Linked DNA regions of Homo sapiens: region 2 is linked to region 1. Evidence: chromatin loops called from intact Hi-C (ENCODE). Cell type or tissue: pancreas. All regions are shown on one strand. Each heading gives the region's core, and the rest is flanking DNA. Links, peaks and the distances in the headings are about the cores only.

Evidence for each region. Hi-C counts contacts between places; a loop is a spot of excess contacts. Peaks named below come from ENCODE experiments on the same cell type or tissue, not always from the same donor. Only the 100,000 strongest peaks of a DNase experiment are listed, where the experiment ranks them.
Region 2: a loop joins it to region 1, with 3 times the contacts of the local background. A loop is called at or near these places in 102 of 110 quality-filtered maps.

What each region holds. Positions count from the first base shown.
Region 1 is chr10:97,067,901-97,075,892 of GRCh38, reverse strand. The region is part of intron 4 of SLIT1 (slit guidance ligand 1); the gene reads left to right. Among named protein-coding and RNA genes, the nearest start is that of SLIT1-AS1, 31 kb to the left of the region's middle. RefSeq lists a silencer at 2,767-3,061 and an enhancer at 4,899-6,098. In pancreas, for the core only: a CTCF peak has its summit at 2,874 (motif pointing left); DNase peaks (open chromatin) are centred at 2,412 and 2,852; H3K27me3 peaks cover 394 bases.
Region 2 is chr10:97,214,095-97,222,086 of GRCh38, reverse strand. All of the region lies in intron 11 of ARHGAP19-SLIT1 (ARHGAP19-SLIT1 readthrough (NMD candidate)), which reads left to right. LOC105378447 (a long non-coding RNA gene) reads right to left here and starts at 3,114. Exons shown (of 3, transcript XR_946226.3): 1 at 2,911-3,114; 2 at 2,164-2,292. In pancreas, for the core only: no CTCF peak of the experiment used is centred there; no DNase peak of the experiment used is centred there.

The DNA of each region.
Region 1 (7,992 bases), core at 990-5,989:
GTACAGAGGTTATAATCTGGTTTGCTTTGGCTCCAGCTGGGGACATTAAAACATTTTACACCTTTCCTCTGCTGGAGGCAGCACTTCTCAGACTTCAGTGTGCACCTGAGACACTGAGGGATCCTGACTCAGGAGGTGGGACCCAGAAAATCTGCTTTTCTATCAAACTTCCCGGGGATGACGATGCTGCCAATCCACCAGGTGCCAGGGACTCACTTGCTGAGTTATCTGCAGTGGAATCCCGGGCAGCCACTTATTGATAACAGTCGTGTGAGGCTGCCCCGTGCTGGCACCAGCTACCAGTGGGCACGCTGAGTGTGTGACACACACAGCATGTAATCCCATCCTCCCAGCATCCCTGGGAGGTCAGTATTGTTGCAGATGTTGGGAACTAACTGTGGTCCTGCCAGAGGTCATGGAGTGGGTTGGCGGCCTTGAGCCTCAGCCTCCTGACTCCCAGGCCCTGACCCTCCCTCCTCCTCCCTACAGAGCCCAAAAGGCAATTATTAAAGTGTGGGCAATGGCAGCCAACTCTGCCAGTCCTGGCTGAGGCCCCACACTCAGCTGTGGTTAAGCCATATGATAATTATTCCCATTTTACCATGAGAAGACTGAGGCTTGGGGGTTAGAAGATGTGCATGAGGCCAGAGCCTGAGTCCTTAATCCAACCATCTTCTGACAAGGATCTAAGCCCCCAGATGAGGTGCCCTGGTACCCTTGGGGTGCCCTGGTTCAAGGTAACCACTCGGGCTGCAGGGGGCCGAGGGGACAGGCCAGGCTGCCCAGAGCTTCCATGTGGCATGAAAGGCAGACAAAGTAAGGCCTGTGCCCTGCAGTGGCGCCCGAGTGGGCAGCAAGAACCCAGAGCCCAGTCCAGCCTTGGCAGGTGCCCAGCAGCCCTCTGTGTACTCCCACCCCTGCCCCCACTGCTAATCCCCTTAGAGGCTGGTCTGCCAGCAGGGACCAATCAGGTTAGAGCGTGAAGGCAGATTAGCAGCCAGAACATGGGGTCTTGACCTCAGCTTCCCCAACCCCTGCCTCCTCCAGCCCTGGGAGAGGATGGGGGGATTGGCAGAGTGTGCAGAAGGAGGGGCAGCCAGAGCAGGGTGCCTGGGGATGGTGCCAAGTCAGGGTGTGGGCCTGGCGGCCCCCTTGTCTTCAGGGGCGGGCGGCCGACTGGGGTTGCCCGATGCTTCCAGGCCAAGTGGGGGCTGCTCTTGGTGGAGCTTGCCTCCTGGGGTGCTTGATCTTGGCAATGGGGTTCATGCTTTGTCTGCAGGGCCCTTGCCTTGAGCTGGTGTGAACTTGGAACCACTTGAGGGTGTTGGTTGTTAATATCCTGAAGGATGTGTGAAGGGAAGAGGTGCGATTGTTACATCATCCACAATAACAAGTGCTTGCTCGTGCCTGCCTTCCCCTTCTGAGCCTGCATCTCACTGGGTCTGCAGCCTGGTTAGGCAGAGCAGGTACAAGTGGCCGCAGCATAGGTGGGGAGCTGTGGTCTCTCGCCATGCACAGCCAGCCTGTCTGGCCCTGAGCTCCTGCCTCTCCCTTGGCCAGTCCTAACTACTTGTTTTGGCCGGGAAAACGGAGAGGGATTAGAGCAGAGGACTCATGTAAGGATCCATTTTAGTTCATTCAGCTAAAAATTACTAAGTCTCTGCAATGTGCCAGGATATAAGGGAAAGTGAAGGAGAGTGTCTGCTGGGAGGTTATGGTCTGGAGAGGGAGATGGACGTTCACCAGAGTCAGTACTTCATCACATTCGGTGCACCTGTATTTTATTACAAGCCTGGGTTGTGCCGAAAAGTAAAAGTGGGGGTGCTAGGAGCCTGTTGCAGATAGAGCAGCTGACTCAGGCTCAGGGGAGGTGTTTGTAGACTGAGGTGTGAAGGATAAATAGCGTTTCCTGGGTGAAGGTGAGGGAAGAGTATCCCAGGCAGAAGCCACAGCAAGTACACAGGTCCTGTGGATGTCAGGAGGGGTCTGGGAAACTGGAGGAATGTCAGCAGAGGTGAGGGAGTAGGCAGCGGCACCTCTCCCATCAGATCCTGCAACATAAGTGCCGCTTTCCATCCCCATGTTGCAGATGAGAAAACTGGGGCCAGAGAGGTTACATGACTTGCCCGAGACCACACGATTTAAGTGAGTGGAGCCAAGTCTCCCCTGTGACACCCAGCTGTGGGCTTTGTCCTCAGCACCCTGGCCTCTCCGTGAGTGCTCCCTGGACCAGCATCCCCGCATCCCCCAGGTGCTTGTCAGAAGTCTGGGACCTTGTCCCGCCCTTCAGCTTCTGCCCCAGCCCTGTATCTCCCCAGCGCTGTCCTGGGTCTGACTCTGGGGATCTGTCATGGTGCCCTCGTCACTGTCCTGCCCCTGCCCTCCTTCTGAACCCCTGTCTGGCTCCGCTTCCCCGGGCTGGGACAGGCCCTGGCTGCCCTGGGCTTGGCTGTTTGTCCTTCCAGTCGCAGATCCCGCCCGCTTCCAGGACGGCAGTTCTCAGGGTGTCTCATTCTGCCCAGACACATCCTGGCCATCTCCTCACTTCAGGGCGTTTGACAAGGCCGCGTGGGAGGAGGACGGGCAGCAATGACTGGGTCTGAGGAAGATGAAGGTGGCCCAGAGCTCCCGGAAAACTGATGGGGAAAGGCTTAGGTGGTGCTTTTGGGGGGTTTCCACACAGACCAGGGGCAGAAGACATGATAAACTTTATTTCAAAGGGATTTGGGAAAGATGAGACAAGTATTGGCAAGGTAGGAAGTCAGTTGGAGCAAAAAGAAAAAAAAAGAGAATAGCTTTGTTCTGCTAGTTTGCGATGTGGTTGAGGCATCCAGGTCCAGGGAAGGCTTCTGGCGCCCCCTCGTGGGAAAGCTTGAAACAACAGAGCCTTAGGGTTGCTTAGGCTGTGCTTCGGGCAGGGACAACAGCCCGCATTTCTTGAATGCTGCTAAATGGAGGTTGTGATTCAGAAGCTTAAGTACATCAATTCACAATCTTCTCCAAAGTCCCACGTGGTAGTTATTTTACAAATAGGACACCTGAAGCTCTCAGGTGCAGAACTTCTCGAGGTCCATGGTTGGTCAATAGCAGAAGCAGGAGTTGAACCTGGTCCTTCTCTCTACAGGTGCAGGCTCCTTCTACCACCCGCTTTGCTGCCATCAGGCTGCATTTTCCTGAGGCTTCCAAGGTTCACCTGTTTTCCTCTGGCCTCTCCTGGGGCCCCAAATTCACTTTCCTGTCTTCATTTAAACGATGAGGGCTGGTTCCGGCTGTGGGCTGACTGGCCAGGGTGGGACAGTTCCACACCCAGCTTTGGGCCATCTCTTATCTCTTGATGGCCGTTGGCATCACCTGCTGCCTGCCTGCCTGGGGGCTGTGTCTTTCCTCTTTAAGCTTTGGTGCCCCAGAACAAAGCCTGAAAGATGGTCAGAGCTGGGCACAGTGCCCGTGCCTTTAGTCCCAGCTACTTGGGAGGCTGAGGAGGGAGGATCACTTGAACCCAGGAGTTTGAGACCAGCCTGGACAACATAGTGAGACCCTGTCTCTACAAAAATATTTTTTAAAAAATTAGCCAGGCATGGTAGCATGCGCCTGTAGTCCCAGCTACTCAGGAAGCTGAGAGAGGAAAATCACCTGAGCCCAGGATTTCAACAGTGCAGTGAGCTGTGATTGAGTGACTGCACTCCAGCCTGAGTGACAGAGTGAGATGCTGTCTCTAAATAAATAAACAAAATAATTAAAAAGATGGTCATATCACAGCCCTCTCTGTTCTATCCCATCACTCTCCCCGGCCTGTGTGAGGCTTCTCCCAGCTGACACTTGCTTCCCAGAGCCTCTGCTCCTCCCCAGTCATACCAGGCTCTCTCATGCCCCAGCGTCTTTGCATAGACTGGGCCTACCTGGAGTCTGCCTCTGCCTTCTTCCTCTTCCCTACTTAGTTCCTGGTGTGAGTCCTTATAGAAATGCATTTGCTGAATTGTACTTTGATGCTATTATAAGAAACAGACACTCAAACCCCATTAATTATAAGGATCTAGTGTTATTGATTAGGCTACACTGTCATTTTTAATAAACACCCCTGGGAAAATTCTTGCCTCATCTGAGTGCCACACCAGCTGTACTCCTGAGAAGCTGATCCTTTTAGACTTATACGTGTCCCGTGGGCGCTGTGAGCTGACTGGCTCTCCTTTCACGCTGGCTTTCAGTGAGAAAGCTCAGAGCCCCGCTCAGCCCAGCCTGGCATGTGGTCACATGGTGCATGCATTCTTAGTACCCGCCATTGATTCCTCCTCTTCTCTGTGCCTCATTTTTCACTCTTGCTCTCTTGCTGTTTTGAAAATCCCTATAAGCCACCTTAAAGGCTTTCTAGAACAAGGTTGGGTCTAAATCGATAAGCAAATCAATACGAATAAAAAAACCTTCCTTGCAGGGTTGTGGTGAGGATTAAATGGAATAATGAATGGATGTGAGTGCCGGCCCAGCGTTCCTTCCCAGGCTTGGCCAAAGGGTGAGTGGTCGGCTGGGCTGAGATGAGGGTCCCACTGGAGGTCCCGCCTTCCTGACTCTGTGGACGTCCTCAGGCCACCACTCCTTCCTGCCTCCATCTGGCTCTTAATGCACATGCTCTCATCTCCCTGAGTCCCTGTGGGTCAGCAAAGGTGGCAGGCTGTGTCTGTCTTCTCCCCAGACCCCGTCTTTCAGTAGGTGTATGGCCAGCAACTTTCCTCACCTCCTTTCTGGGACCCCAAATCCTCTAAAGAAGCAACCACCTCACTTGATGTGTGTCTTAGTCTGTTCCAGCTGCTATAACAAAATATTGTATTGGGAGGCTGAGGTGGGTGAATCACTTGAGGCCAGGAGTTTGAGACCAGCCTGAGCAACAAAATGAGACCCTGTCTCCACCCGTAGAGCATCTGTAGTCCCAGCGCATCTGTAGTCCCAGCTACTCAGAAGGCTGAGGTGGGGAGGATCGCTTGAGCCCAGGAGTTCAAGGTGACAGTGTGCTATGATTGTGCCACTGCAGTCTGGCCTGGGTGACAGCAAGACCTTGTCTCTAAAAAAACAAAAACAAAATGCCGTAGACCAAGTGGCTTATAAACAGCAGAAATTTATTTCTCACAGTTCTAGAGGTGGGAAGTCCAAGATCAAGGTATTGGCAGATTTGGCGTGTGGTGAAGGCTGCTTCCGGCTTCATAGACAGTGCCTTCTAGCTGTGTCCTCACACGGAGGAAGGGGCAAGGCAGCTCTCTGCGGTCTCTTTCATAAGGGCACTAATCCTATTATAAGGATGGAGCTCACATGACCTATCACCTCCCAAAGTCCTCACCTCCTAATACCATCACATTGGAGATTAGGTTTCAACCTATGCCTTTTTTGAGAGGAAACGATAATTCAGACCATAGCAATGTGTCTTGCAGGCATGTGGTTGGGTCTGCACTGGTGAAGAGCTTAGAAATCTTCTGCTCCAGCCTATGAATTGGACAAATGAGGAAACTGAGGCCCCCAAAAAGAAGTGATGTAGCCAAGTCTCTAACATGATTTCAGCCCATTAACCTGGAGCCTAAGCATGCCCCTCCCTTCCTTAGGGTCATGCCTCAAAGCAACGCTGGATGAGTCATCAATTGTGCGTAACCAATGACTTCAAAACACTGCGGCTTTCAAGAACAAACAATAAACATCTCACAGTCTCTGTAGGTGGCTGGGTGGTTCTGGCTTGGGGTTTTTCATGAGATTGCATCACAATGTTGGGGGGTTGTGTCATCTGAAGGCTTGGCTGGGGCTGGAGAATGCACTTCCTTGATGGCTGGCTCACAGGCTGGCAAGCCTGTGCCTGCTGTTGGCGAGAGGCCTCGGTTCCTCTCCATGTGGGCCTCCCCAGAGAGCTGCTTGAGTGTCCTTATGACCTGGGTTGGGTTCTCCCAGAGAGGGCAAACCCAGAAGGAACAAGGAGGGAGCTACAGTGTCTTTTATGATCTAGTCTCGGAGGTTATCCATTACCGTTTCCATCATATGTGGTTCTTCAGAAGTAAGTTACTGAGTCCTGCCCACATTCAGGAGGAAGAGAATGAGCCTCTGTCTTTTGAAGGGAGGAATGTCAAAGAATTTGTGGATGTCTTTTAACTACCACAACCTCCCACGTACACACACCAGTCATACGAAACCACATGAGATTCCCCCAGCCTGCCTTGTTCCTTCCTGTCTCTGGGTTTCTGCACATGCTGTTACCGCTGCTTAGAACACCCTTTCCTCATTTTCCATTTCTGTCTGGGACACATCAACTCTTTAAGATCCGGTCAGAGATCACCTCTCCTCCCTCCAGCGGACTTGTTCACTCACTTCTCTGCACTCTCCCATCTCTTTGGCAGTACTGCTCCTCCAGCCATTGTTGAAAGCTGGCATGTACACCCCATGAAAGCAAGTCTTTGGGGGTCCCCAGCAGACCATCAGCTTTCAGTACACATTTCTGGGGTGAAGGATTGAAGGTCCACTCACTGGTTTCCCATCTGTGCCCTCTTCTGGGCATGAGTGCTCTAGGGTGGACCATGCACCTGTGGTTAGCTCTGCATCCACAAGCCCAGCCCGGTCACTGGTGCCTGTGGGCACTCCATCAAGGTGAGTTTGGTTTCATGTTGGGCTCCCATGTCAGCCTGGGCTCCTGGTTACTGAGGAACTCGCATGACCATGAGCTCCAGTGTGGGCAGTCTGTTGTTTACCTGTGTGGCCTGTACAGCCCTGCTCTAAATCCAGTAATTTCCCTGCCAGCCCACTCTGCCCAGTGGCAGCATCCCACTTAGGAAGATGGAGAGAACAAGTCCACAAGTCCACAGACCAGGAGAACCATCAAGCCATTAGGGCAGGCACCACCAGGGTAGCAATTTCTTATATGAAGCAGAGACACTAAGAAGAGGATGTGGCAGCCAAGGAACTCTCTAGGCAAGGAAGAGATGATAACAAGGATTAGGCAGGCAAAGACTGAAATGAGCCTCTCAAGACATATGGGGCTGGGGGAGTTGCTGCATAAAGACAGGCATCGGGGAGTAGGCCACTGGGGGCCCTCTGGGGAGTAGCCTAAATGGGCGGAATCTGGGGAATGTCTCCAGGAATACTGACAGACTACACTGGGGAGCTGGCGATATGGCACAAGTAACCAAGATCGAAGATGAAAGATGCCATGGGGAGAGCAGGAAGGGAAGGTGGGGCCGGGCGAGTGCGGGAGGAGGAAGCTTCCCCCACAAGAAGGGGAGATGCCTCAGGGATAGCAGGTGGGACGGCTCTGGAGGAGGGACAGCTGTGTCTGTGCTGCAGGCTTGAACCATCTCCCCTCCAGGAGATGGGGCCTACATCCAGGAGAGAGAGAGCAATAGAGAGCAAGAACGAGGGGCACTGATGGTGCCAAGGCCCCTTCAGACACGGGTGCCTGGCTGCTTTTCTAAAGGCTGTGAGGGGACAGGACAGAGGGGCTGGGTTTGGGGGAGGGAGCACATAGATGTTGGTGCCCACTCTGTGGGGACGGGAAGGCAATTGCTTTGCCAGGCTTTCATTTTTCCCATTTTGTACATGAGGAAACTGGGCTCGGGAGGGGAAGGGTGCCTTGCAGATGTATGGCCAGGAGGGGGAGGGCCAGGCCTCGAACCCCAGGCTCCTCCCTCCAGCTGCAAGTCCCCAGCCCAGAGAAGGGGAGGTAGCTGGGGACTGAGCTCCCTCCAGGACAGGGTGCATCTCTCCAGTTCCATCATTCATTCATTCATTCATTCATTCAACAAATGCTTGGCGAGTGGCTGATGTGGGCCAGGCACTGTCCTAGGTGCTGGGGTGCAGCAGCAGCTGGTCCAGTGCCTTCTCACAGTTCTAGTAGGCAGTAGGAGCCCACCTGCCTCCTACCTTTCTGACTCAGGGCTCTGTGCACACCGTTGGGTTTCTCACCAGGGAAACCCAGACAGGGCAGCGGCGGCCTTGACAGTTCAAGGGGCGGTGTGCGGCGGGGCAGGGGGC
Region 2 (7,992 bases), core at 1,853-6,852, 150 kb before region 1:
AGGCTCCTCTTTGGCTTGTTTTTAGGTGGGTGGGTGGGTTCAGGAGGAGCGGGGCTTTTGGCTGATAAGAAGTATGATTTGGAGCCTCTGGGATCCTGAGCTTCCTAATTTCCCATGGCTGAGTCTAGAATGCTTCACATAGATTTCAGTTTCTCACATAATTTTTATTTCTTCATTTAAAAACAAGGAGTGATGGTTACAATAACAGGAAAACCTAGATGAAGTTTTCATCTGAGGCAGGAAGGTGTGTTTAGACAGCTCATGTTGAAATGTTCCTGCTGCTGTCTTGGTGGGCTTGGGCTGCTTTAACAGAACACCATAGACTAGGTGGCTTCTCAACATCAAAAATGTGCTTCTTACAGTTCTGCAGTCTGGGGAGTCCAAGAGCATGGTGCCAGCAGATTGGGTGTCTGCTGAGGGTGCACTCCCTGGTTCACAGACAGCCGTCTTCACTGTAACCTCACATGGTGGAAGGGACAAGGGATCTCTCTGGGGCCTCTTTTAGAGGAGCACTAATCCTATTCATGGGGGCCCTGCCAAAGACACTCCCAAAGACCCCTCCTACCAAAGACCCTACCTCCTAATATCATCACATTGGAGATTAGGTTTCAAAGTTAATTTGTGGGAATACAAACATTTAGTCTATAGCAGCTATTTTTTTTTTTTTTTCGAGACAGCATCTTACTCTGTCACCCAGGCTAGAGTGTAGTGGTGCGATCTTGGCTCACTGCAGCCTCCACCTCCCAGTCTCCGGTGATCCTCCCACCTCAGCCTCCCAAGTGGCTAGGGCTACAGCTGTGTGCCACCACACCCAGCTAATTTTTGTATTTTTTGTAGAGACGGGGTTTCACCATCTTGGCCAGGCTGGTCTTGAACTCCTGTACTCAAGTGATATGCCCGCCTCAGCCTCCCAAAGTGCTGGGATTACAGGCGTGAGCCACTGTGCCCAGCCTATGGCTGCAATTTATTAGGTATGTGACTTTGGGTAAGTCCCTGAATCTCCTGTCCCCTCATCTGTAAGGTGGGGAGAACGGTATACATCTCAATAACAAGGACTTCGCATGGAGGATTTTAATCTAAGGTCTGTGGTTATGCTTCAGGACAATAGTTTGCCCCTGTAATTCTATGTAAAATTTTATGTACATTTGCATTTTTCTAGGGGAGAGATTTCATAGCTTCTACGAGAATCTCAGAGGAATCCTTGACGATTAAAATACTGAGAATCACTAGCTTTACACAGTGCTGGCAGATGGCAATTATTCATTAAAGGTTAATTCTCTTTCTCTCTGCCAAGGGTAAATTTTATAATCAGCAGGTTATTGATGCTGACATAGCTACTTTGATGACAAAGATGTTGTTTAAATCCTGAATAGAAATAAACACTCTACAGTTGTCTTTACTCTGTTACCTACCCACACACTCCTCTTTTGCCATGTTAGCTTCTGAGGCGCTATTCAGAACTACTTGTCCCTCTCTCCCCAGCCCCCAAGGGCCAGCTTGTATTACTCACTGTGAAGAAAGGAACCAGGTCCTTCAAAATGAAGCATGGAGAGACTCTTAAAGTTACATGTGGGAAACTGGGTGATGCCAAGAAAAGGGAGTGGCGGGGGCAAGAGGGACATTTTGAAAAACAGGAAGAGGACCAAAATGCTGAGTACGGTACTGAGCACATAATCATTAATCACTGAATTGTAGAAAGGACTGAAGAGGTAGACATGCATTAAATAGTGGAAAGGGGCCGGGCACAGTGGCTCACAACTGTAATCCCAGCACTTTGGGAGGCTGAGGCAGGTGGGTCATCTGAGGTCAGGAGTTCGAGACCAGCCTGACCAACATGGTGAAACCCCATTTCTACTAAAAATACAAAAATTAGACGGGTGTGGTGGCATACACCTGTAATCCCAGCTACTTGGGAGGCTGAGGCAGGAGAGTCACTTGAACCCAGGAGGCGGAGGTTGCAGTGAGCTGAGATCGCGCCACTGCACTCCAGCCTGGGTAAAGACTCTGTCTCAAAAAAAACAAAAACAAAACAAAACAAAAAACGTGAAAAGGAAAGATAGAAAAACAGAAACGTGTAAAGAGTTTTCCTCTCAGTCCCCGTTCCTGGCAGGCTAGTTCCATTAGCTTTGCCTGCTATGTGGGCTGCCCACTTTTTGTTCCTACCTGTATTCCTGATTTTGAGGGGTTCAGGGAATGGGAATGGTGAAGACTGCTGAACCCCAGGCCAGAGGGTATGGTGTAGAGGACGTCATGCTTGCTGAGATGCTTCAAGGCCCAGCCTCTTGATTTTCACTATAAAAAAAAAAAAAAAAAAGGAAGAAAAATTGAAGTTGAGCAATGACCAAGTCTTGGTTCAAATTGATCATTAATATCTAATCCTTTATCATCAGCATCCAGTGCCCAGAACCTGAGTGTTCTATCCTAGAATCGGGATTAGGGTGAGTAGCTGGGGCCACTGGTGTCATGCTAGCTCTCCTCTTTTATTCTCAGAAATAGGTTGTTTTTATTTTCAATGCCTTAGTATTGAGGAGTGCTTATTTCAATTGAACCATATCTGTGGGCAAAAGAGAAAAGAAACAGGCTGTCTAAAAATCATGAGCCCAAGGGGCAAAGAAACCAAAAAAGTGGGGCCAGTGGGCTAGAAAAGAGCTGTAATTCAAACTAACAAGGTACACAGTTGACCCTCGAACAGTGCTGGGGTTAGAGGCACCAACCCCCATACAGTCGAAAAATCCACATATAACTTTTGGCTTCCCCAAAACTTAACTACTAATAGCCCTATGGATAACATAAAGTCAATTAACACATGCTTTGTATGTTACATGTATTTCATATAGTATTCTTATAATAAAGTAAGTTAGAGAAAAGAAAGTGTTAAGAAAATCCTAAGGAAGGGAAAAATAAATTTACTATTCATTAAGTGGAAGTGGATCATCATAAAGGCCTTCATCCTCATCATCTTCACATTGAGTAGGTTGAGGAGGAAGAGGAGGGGTTGGTCTTGCTATCTCAGGAGTGGCAGAGATGGAAGAAAATCTGCTTGTAAGTGGACCTGTGGAGTTCAAACCCATGTTTTTCAACTGTACATGGTCCAGGGCATGCATATATATATATATATATATATATATATATATATATATATATACACACACACACACACACACACACACACACACACACACACACACACATATATACACACACACACCGACCTTGGGGGAAATGTCAGTTTTCCACATGGACACAGCTGGGGCTCTCTTGACTCATGGCAATTGCAAATTTAAGGTTGCAGTTGAGGCTAGGCACCATGGCTCACACCTGTAAACCCAGCACTTTGGGAGGCTGAGGCAGGCAGATCACTTGAGCTCAGGAGTTCGAGACCAACCTGGGCAACAAGGTGAAGCCCTGTCTCTACTAAAAATACACACACACACACACACACACACACACACACAATAGCTGGGCGTGGTGGTGTGTGCCTGTGGTGCTAGCTACCCAGGAGGCTGAGGTGGAAGGGTCACTTGGGCCCAGCAGGTGGAGGCTGCAGTGAGCCAAGATCATGCCACTGCACTCCAGCCTGGCTGACAGAGTGAGACCTTGTCTTAAAAAAAAAAAAAAAAAAAAAGGTTGCAGTTGAGATCAGCTCAGAGGGGAAAATTAAAGCCCTCAAAGGAAAAATGTGAATATGATATACATGGATATATTCTAAACATTATATCTAATTATAAAGAATGAATCACAAAATTAAGCATCTTAAATATAGGCATGAAAAAATAACCCTCAACCAGGAAGCTGCAGCTCTGTCAGATTGCATCATTTGAGAACCAAGAAAAGCAAGTTAGCATACTAAGCATGAGAGAAGCAGAGGTTATTCCTCTGATGCAGTTAAATATTACTCATTTCCTTCCTTCCCTCCTTTCATTCTTTTTTTTTTAGAGATGGGGATCTCAATATGTTACCCAGGCTGGAGACAGGAGTTCAGTGGTTATTCGGTGGCTAGTTCAGGTTCTGTGATCACACCCGTGAATAGCCACTTCTGGGCTCAAGTGATCCTCCCTTAGTCCCCTGAGTAGCTGGGACTACAGGCACACACCACCATGCCCAGCAATATTCTGTTTATTTTTATAGCTGTGTTAAGGGAGATCCTTACATGAGCAGAAGATTCTATCCAGGGAACTGAAACTGTTGCAGTGGAAACACTATCCTTTTTAGAAAGTGGCATTCTTTGGAAGATATATCCAACCTCAATCTCTCCCATTGGGATTGTGTTGTATTTGATGAGCTAGGAAGTTTCAACCTAAAAGCAAACATCAGTTCCATTAAAAAAAACTCATTTGTGTTTTATTTGCTCTCAGCTCAATTAAAAAAAAACTAAGAATTATTTACTAGTCATTCTCTACATAATCACATTTCTTAGTCTCACAGTAGAAGCTTCTAGAAATAAGAGGCTGTGGTCTCATTCAACTAAGTTCCACTGGTTCACTTGAAGGGCTGAACATAATAGTTCAGACCCACATGACATTCACAGTGGATGGTGAAAATGGGTTTGATGGTTGGTGCCAGAGGAAGGAAACCACACCAGGAACCACAGCCGTGGAGTCTGGATTCAGTTACTCTGTCTACATGTGAATGTATGAGAACTGTAAGTATTAGGTTGGTGCAAAAGTATGTGGCATTTTAATGGCAAAAGCCACAATTACTTTTGCACCGACCTATTACATAATCTTGCTAAGTTTCAACGTATCTGTAAAATACAGATATTGACAACCACTCTACTTCTCCATATAATGTACTCTGAAATCCAGACAAGATCATGTATTAAAAAGAGCTTTATAAATTGTAAATCCCTGTGGAGTGTGTACATGTGTACATGTGGCAAATAACCTAAGAAAGTTCTCAAAAACCAGTATAGCTTTTCACCCCATTTGAAGTTGTTAACATCCTAGAGTCTATTGTGTGTCCAGCCTGAATGAAAAGACATTTCTTGACACTAAAAAATTAATGAAAATTGTGAGCCCAGAAGCCATTCCTCAGCACTCATGTTCAGAAGTGGGGATCGCTGATGGGAGCCCCTTCTGCCCACGTACTTCCCTTTTTCCAGCAGGGCCTCTAAGGAGTTCAAATTTCTTGTGAATGAAAAACTAATTTATTGAGTACTTACTATCTACTGAGCTCTGTGCTAGCCAATTAATTCATTGTTTCATTAAACTCATACATCTCTGTGAGGTATTGTATTTGTCTGTTTTCACACTGCTATCAAGAACCACCTGAGACTGGGTAATTTATAAGGAAAGGAGGTTTAATTGAATCTCAGTTCTGCATGGCTGGGAAGGCCTCAGGAAACACAATTATGGTGGAAGGCGAAGGGGAAGCAAGGCATGTCTTACATGGCAGCAGAAGGGGGCCAGGGGACTGCCACACACTTTTAAACCATCAGATCTTGGCTGGGTGCAGTGGCTTATGCCTATAATCCCAGCACTCTGGGAGGCTAAGGTGGGCGGATCATGTGTGGCCAGAGTTTGAGACCAGCTGGGCCAACATGGTGAAACTCTGTCTCTACTAAAAATACAAAAATTATTCAGGCGTGGTGGCACATGCCTGTAATCCCAGCTACTCTGGAGGCTGAGGCACGAGAATCACTTGAGCTTGGGAGGTGGAGGTTGCAGTGAGCTAAGATCACGCCGCTGCACCCCAGCCTGGGCAACAGGGTGAGACTCTATCTCAAAAAAAAAAAAAAAAAAAAAGATCAGATCTTGTGAGAACTCTCTCACTATCAGGAGAACAGCATGGGGGAAACCACTCCCAAGATCCAATCACCTCCCACCGTGTCCTGCCCCTGACCTGTGGGGATTACAATTCGACATAAGATTTGGGTGGGACACAAAGCCAAACCATATCAGGTACTGTTATCTCCAATTGTATAGAAGACACATATGAATAGTTTGATAACTTATGTTGTCAGTTACAAAGAAACGTAGCTGACAAAGTGGCCAACCTAACATCCAGGGCTGCTGGACTCCCAGGACTATGGTGTTAGGCAGGGGTTACAAAACCCAATATCTATAGGAGCCAGGAAGGTCATGTAAGGTAATGAGAACCACAAGTGCTTCAAGATATTTAAGAACGCCATGGAAGCCAAACCCGACCCCTCTGCAGCCTGCATTTGGCCCAGGAGCCCAGCTGGCATCCTCTGCATGGCGCTGGGCTGCTCGGCTCCTGACTGCTTGCTGATCTGCACAGGACACTCCCAGAGCCTCTCAGTGGTGGCTCCCAGAGGACAGCAAGAAGCGCGCCTTCCGGGAAGAGGATAAATGGCATTCGGACGCAGGAGGGCATCCACTCACTTACCTCCGCCAACACTCCCCACGCCCTGCAGGAACTGCTTAGGGAGGGTCTGTCCTCATTTCTCTGCTCTTCTGCATGCCCTGCCTAATGCGTTCGTCTCTGGCCACAGGTGCATATTAAGCACTGGAAACGTGGCCCATCTGAACTGAGATGTGCTGTGCGAAATAACAGAATTCAAAGATGTAGGAAGAAAAAAGGAATATAAAAATATCTCGATAATTTTTTACACTGATGACATGTTGAAATGAGATTTTGAATATGTTGGGTTAATAAAATGTATCATTAAAATGAATTCTACCTGTTTCTTTTAACCTTTTTAATGTGGCTAACTAGAAAATATAAAATTACACATGTGGCCCATGTTATATAGTGATTGTCCCAGAACCTCTGGGCCTCTAATCCTATGCTGTCCTTTCTCCCCAACAACCTACTCCACCAGAACCTTGGCCACATCTTTTTTCCTTTAGTTAGTCCTTAGTCCACTCTGGGGAGGAGAAGCAGGGAGAGCTGGTCAGAGGACAGGACAAACACTAAAAATGTCACCCCACCCCCGTGAGCTACTGCCCTGGGCATACAGACCCACTAAGTCTTTCTGCTCAGGTTAGAGGCCTTGGGCCAGGGCCTTCTGCCTCTCTGATGAAGAGCCATGGGGATTTAATGGACATCTAATGACCCAGTGATCCAGGCTTTAATAAGTACTTTGATGTAACCAAAATTGGCCATTAATGAGAGGTCTTATATTGTAGCCCCTTCTTAAACACCCGCCGTATGTGCTTTGTGACATGACCTAGGAAGAGGAGAATGGAGAGGAGAGACATGGCCTTCTTTCTTGTCTCTGCTTCCCTCTTCCATGGGAGCATGAAAACCTACTCTTTCCACATGGGGAGGAATATAGAACCATCTGGTGTGGAGGAAAAGGGGATATATTTAGTCTGAAGCAAATCTTTAGCAGAGACATAGAATCAAAGACGGTCATTGCTATTTGGGACCTTAGAGACAATGGATCCCAATGGTTTCAGATAGGTTTATGCAGTGCCGCCAGGGTTACTGTGAGGAGGGGAAGGGGGTCAGAAGGACAGCACCTGATTCTCCGCATCCTCTTCAGCCAGGGAGCTCCCTTTTACCTGGTTTAGAGTAAGATTTTGTTTAAATAAGTGGCTTGAAAATCATTGAACTAGCCCACAAACCATGTGTTAGAGAAACAGTTTCAGAAAGATGGCGACTTAGGCCCAGTTGATGCATTAGTGAGGGGCAGTGTGGGGGACTTGAGTCTATCTCTTTTTAAATTAACTCTATTAAGCATATAGTTTGATACATTTTTTTTTTTGAGACTGAGTCTCACTCTGCCGCCCAAGCTGGAGTGTAGTGGCGCAATCTCGGCTCACTGCAGCCTCCTCGCCTCCTGGTTTCAAGTGATTCTCGTACCTCAGCCTCCCAAGTAGGTGGGATTACAGGCAAGCGCCACCATGCCCAGCTAATTTTTGCATTTTTAGTAGAGATGGGGATTTCACCATATTGGCAAGGCTGGTCTCGAACTCCTGACCTCTAGTGATCTGCCCGCCGTGGCCTCCCAAAGTGCTGGGATTACAGGTATGAACCATTGCGCCCGGCCAGTTCGATAAGTTTTGACAAACATATACGTCTCTG